2 separate regions of the Homo sapiens genome follow, and region 1 is linked to region 2. Evidence: read pairs that join two places in POLR2A ChIA-PET (ENCODE). Cell type or tissue: IMR-90. All regions are shown on one strand.

Evidence for each region. ChIA-PET counts read pairs that join two places held together with the same protein. Peaks named below come from ENCODE experiments on the same cell type or tissue, not always from the same donor. Only the 100,000 strongest peaks of a DNase experiment are listed, where the experiment ranks them.
Region 1: POLR2A ChIA-PET joins it to region 2 with 7 read pairs; 3 of 35 experiments call an interaction of 5 or more read pairs at or near these places.

Annotation. Positions count from the first base shown.
Region 1 is chr11:73,111,705-73,114,204 of GRCh38, reverse strand. The region is part of intron 2 of FCHSD2 (FCH and double SH3 domains 2); the gene reads left to right. Among named protein-coding and RNA genes, the nearest start is that of FCHSD2, 29 kb to the left of the region's middle. In IMR-90, no CTCF peak of the experiment used is centred here; no DNase peak of the experiment used is centred here.
Region 2 is chr11:72,734,713-72,737,212 of GRCh38, reverse strand. The region is part of intron 1 of ARAP1 (ArfGAP with RhoGAP domain, ankyrin repeat and PH domain 1); the gene reads left to right. Among named protein-coding and RNA genes, the nearest start is that of ARAP1, 16 kb to the left of the region's middle. RefSeq lists enhancers at 74-173, 344-523. In IMR-90, no CTCF peak of the experiment used is centred here; DNase peaks (open chromatin) are centred at 402, 642 and 1,422; H3K27ac peaks cover 1,071 bases.

The DNA.
Region 1 (2,500 bases), 380 kb before region 2:
CTTGGGGAGAAGCTCTTCTGCTTGTGGAAAGAGAAGGGAAGAATAGGAAGGACTTTTGTCTTATAGTTTGAGTGCCAGCTTAGCTGCAGTAGAATAGAGCATCAAGTAGATTTCAAAGGTTTTTGACTCCAGTACCTGGCTACTGGCATCTCTGGACCTGCCTGGGGTATGGGGGAAATTGCCACCCTAAAGGGAAGGACAGAGGCCCAGCTTGCTTTATCACCTGCTGATTGTAGAGCCCTAGGCCCTTGAGCAAAGAGACCAAGTGTTGTGAGAAAGTAAGGAAAGAGAACAAGAATCTCTGCCTAGTAATATAGAGAATTCTTCTGGATCTTAACCAAGACCACTAAGGCAGTACCACTACAAGTTTTCAAGAAACATAGCATTACTGGGCTTGGGGTGCCCCCTAATGCAGATGTGGCTTAGATTACAACACCCAAGTTTCTTCAGATACCTGACAAACTTTCCCAAGAAGGATGGGTACAAATGGGTGTTTCTTCAAATGCCTGGAAAACTTTCCCAAGAAGGACGGGTACAAACAAGCCCAGACTATGACGACTACAATAAATACCAAACTCTTCAATGCCTGGACACCGACAAATATCCACAAGCATCAAGGCCAAGTCTTGGCAACATGGCGAAACCCCGTTTCTACTAAAAATAGAGAAACTAGCTGGGCGTGGTGGCACATGCTTGTAGTCCCAGCTACTCAGGAGGCTGAGGTGGGAGGATCACTTAAGCCCAGGATGCAGAGGTTGCAGTGAGCCAAGATCACATCACTGCACTCCAATCTAGGTGACAGAGTGAGACCTTGTCTCAGAAAAAAAAAAAAAAAAAAAAAAAAAAAAAAAGACCATCTTGGGAAGCATGATGATCAACCAAACTAAGGTACCAGGGAACAGTCCTGGAGAAACAGAGCTATGTGACCTTTCAGACAGATAATTCGAAATAGCTATTTTGAGGAAACTCTAAGAAATTCGAGATAACACAGAGAAGGACTTCAGAATTCTATCAGATAAGCTTAGCAAAGAGATTGAAATACTTACAAAAAATCAAGCAGAAATTCTGGAGTTGAATAATGCATCATAATTTCTTAACAGCAGAATTTATCAAGCAGAATAAAGAATTAGTGAGCTTGAAGATAAACTCTTTGGAAATGCACAGAGAAGACAGAAGAAAAAAGAATAAAAATGAAGCACGCCTACCAGATCTAGAAAGTAGCTGCAAAAGGGCATATCTGGCCGAGGGCAGTGGCTCATGCCTGTAATCCCAGCATTTTGGGAGGCCGAGGTGGGTGGATTATTTGAGGTCAGGAGTTCAAGACGAGCTTGGCTAACATGGTGAAACCCCATCTCTACTAAAAATACTAAATAAGTAAATAAATAAATGTTAGCCAGGCATGATAGTGTATGCCTGTAACCCCAGCTACTCAGGAGGCTGAGGCAGGAGAATTGCTTGAACTTGGGAGGCAGAGGTTGTAGTGAGCTGAGATCATGCCACTGCACTCCAGCCTGGGCGACAGAGCGAGACACCGTCTCAACAACACCAACACCACCACCAACAACAAAAAGGCAAATCTAAGAGTTATTGACCTTAAAGAGGAGGCAGGGAGAGAGATCAGAGTAGAAAGTTTATTCACGGGGATAACAACAGAGAACTTCCCAAACCTAGGGAAAGCTATCAGTATTCAAGTATAAGAAGCATATAGAACACCAAGCAGATTCAGCCCAAAGAAGACTACCTTAAGGCATTTAATAATGAAACTCCCAAATGTCAAGGATAAAGAACAGATCCTAAAAGCAGCAAGAGAAAAGAAACAAAAACACATAATGGAGCTCCAATATGTCCAGCAGCAGACTTTTCTGTGGAAACCTTACAGACCAGGAAAGAGTGACATGACATGTTTAAAGTGCCAAAGGGGAAATCTTTTACCCTAGAGTGGTATGTCTGGTGAAAATATCCTTCAAACATTAAGGAAAAATAAAGGCTTTTCCAGACAAACAAAAGCTGGGGAATTTCATCAACACCAGACCTGTCCTATAAGAAATGCTAAAGGGAGTTCTTTAATCAGAAAGAAAAGGACATTAATGGGCAATAAGAAATTATCTAAAGGTACAAAACTCACTGGTAATAGTAAGTACACAGAAAAACAATTTTATAACACTGTAATTGTGATGTATAAGTTATTCTTAAGTAGAAAGACTAAAAGATGAACAAATTAAAAATATTAACTACAACAGCTTTTAAAGACATATCCAGTATAATATGATATAAATAGTAACAACCAAAAGTTAAAAATAGGGGGACAAAGTTAAAAGTGTAGGTTTTTATTAGTTTTCTTTTTGCTTGTTTGTTTATGCAATCAGTGTTGTCATCAGTTTAAAATAATTGGGTTTTATGGTAGTATTTGCAAGCCTTGTGGTAACCTCAAATCAAAAATCATATAACAGATACACAAAAAATAAAAAGCAAGAAATTAAAACACCCCACCAGAGAAAAT
Region 2 (2,500 bases):
AGGAGATAAGAAGGGGTATGGACTCTCAGGATACTCCAGGATACATGGGGGATTGGGTGGAGGTGGACCCCCACAAAACAAGCAACCAAAGAGAGAGCAGAAGCAGTGCCGAGATATGGGGCTCAGCCTCAGAGGACTAGGAGCTTGAGGGGGCAGTCAGGGCAGACTTTTTGGAGGAGCTGGCCTGGAGCCACCTGAAGATGGGAGGATGTGGTTTACTCACTCATTGTCAGCAGACAACTTTGGGGGCTCCCTGTTTGCCAGGCCAGTGCCTACTGTGAGAAGTGACATGGAGGAAGTCATGGACAGGGCCAGCCCAGCCTGGCTGGGGGTTGGGGTATGTCACTGACAACTTGAGCAAGTCACTTCCTCCCTGTGGGTGTTTGTTTCTTCGTCTGTAAACGTCAGAGCTGGATGAAGTTGAATGACAGACCAAGGAGTGCTCGAAGGCACTGGGAACCATGGAAAGGCTTTGAGTGGGGGTGGGACTGTAGTTGGCACAGTGGAGAGACGCTGGAGGGACATGAGAGAGAAGGAGAGGCAGGATGGGGGTGTGGGGGTGCTGAAGTCTGATTGGGCCATTAGGGTGGAGAGGAGGGAAACCCCTCAGCTCTTGGCTGTGCTGTCGCAACAGGATGACACTCCCTTCTGCCAGGTCCCTGCCTTCCTGAGGATGAGGACTCAGTGATGTGTCATAGCAGCTGAGGGGCTTAAACCTCCAAACTAGGGCTTGGATTAGGGTAGAGCAAGTGAGGCACTTGCCTCTGTTGCAGAATTTGAGGGGGTACCAAAAAGCTCAGTAATTAGCTGGGTTTGGTCATGAGATCCTGTGGTCCCCGCTACTGGGGAGGGGGAGGTGGGAGGATCACTTGAGCCCAGGAGGTTGAGGCTGCAGTGAGCCATGATCATGCCACTGCACTCCAGCCTGGGCAACAAAGCGAGACCTTCCCTGTCTCAAAAAAAAAAAAAAAAAGGTAACTAAAATGTAAAAGCAATAACTATTTATTTTAAAAAGGTCAGTATTCAAGGTATATAATATTTAATGCCATTTAAAAAATAAAAATTAATGCCAAAAATCCATGATGAGCAAAATATAAAACATTAACATTTTAAATTAAGAGAGGAACAGTACTGATGATTCTGTCTTTGCCTCAGGCTGCAGTGTGGCTTAGCAGGGCACTGCTCTGAACTTCTTTTTTCAATTTGCTGCTTTCTCCGGGAAGCCTTCCCTTACCTCAGCCTGGTTGAGGGCCCCCTGGGCTGTTTTCACTGGTTGATGGTATCTGATCCCTTCCAGCCTGAGGTTCCTGGAGGGCCAGTCCAGGTCTGAGGTCTGGTTCATGCTTCCAGTGCCTTGAACATGGCTGTTCCAAAGAGGTGTCAGTGCCGAGTCACCGTGTCTTTGATGTTAGCCAGATGCCCTTAGTGCAGGAATAGGAACTTGAGAGAGGCCCAGTAGGGAGCCAGGCTTTTCTCAGGGAGATAAGTAGTTTCCTGTTTCCCAGACCTGGTCATTCCAGTGGGGTTGCTGGGACCGTCATCTATCAATCTGTGTTAAACGCTTAGTACAGTGCCTGGCCTGTATATAGCAGGTGCTCAGTTTTTGCTTTTGTTTTTGAGCTGGAGTCTCACTCTGTCGCCCAGGCTGGAGTGCAATGGCACGATCTCAGCTCACTGCAACCTCTGCGTTTCAGGTTCAAGCAATTCTCCTGCCTCAGCCTCCCGAGTAGCTGGGATTACAGGCACCCACCACCATGCCCAGCTAATTTTTTGTATTTTTAGTAGAGACAGTCGGGCTGGTCTCGAACTCCTGACCTCAAGTGATCTACCCGCCTTGGCCTCCCAAAGTGCTGGGGTTACAGTCATGAGCCACTGCGCCCGGCCCTCAGTTTGTGTTTTGAGAGGCCGTGAAGAGTGGTTAAAAGTGGATGGCCAAAGGCTGGTGGCTCACGCCTGTAATCCCAGCACTTTGGGAGGCAGAGGCAGGTAGATCACTTGAGCCCAGGAGCTCAAGACCAGCCTGGGCAACATGGCAAAACCCCATCTCTACAAAAAAATGGAAAAATTAGCCGGGCGTGGTGGTGCAAGCCTGTAGTCCCAGGTACTTGGGAGGCTGACGTGGGATAATTGCTTGGGCCCAAGAGGCAGAGGTTGCGGTGAGCAGAGATTGTGCCACTGCACTCCAGCCTGGGTGACAGAGCGAGACCCTGTCTAAAAAAAAAAGTTGAGAGCTACAGTCTCCAGTATGAATAGAGTGTAAGCCACAATGCAATTTAAACAGTCCAAGTGAAATTAATGTTAATAATATATTTCATCATGTAAACAATAGGGAAAATTATTGAGATATTTTGCATTCTTTTTTTTTTTTTTTGTGCTCAGTCTTCAAAATCCACTGTGTTCAAAATCTAGCACATCATATTCCAGGGACCACATTTCAAATGTCCAACAGCCACGTGTGGCTACTGCTGGCTGCTATTGGACAGCACAGGGCTAGACTATA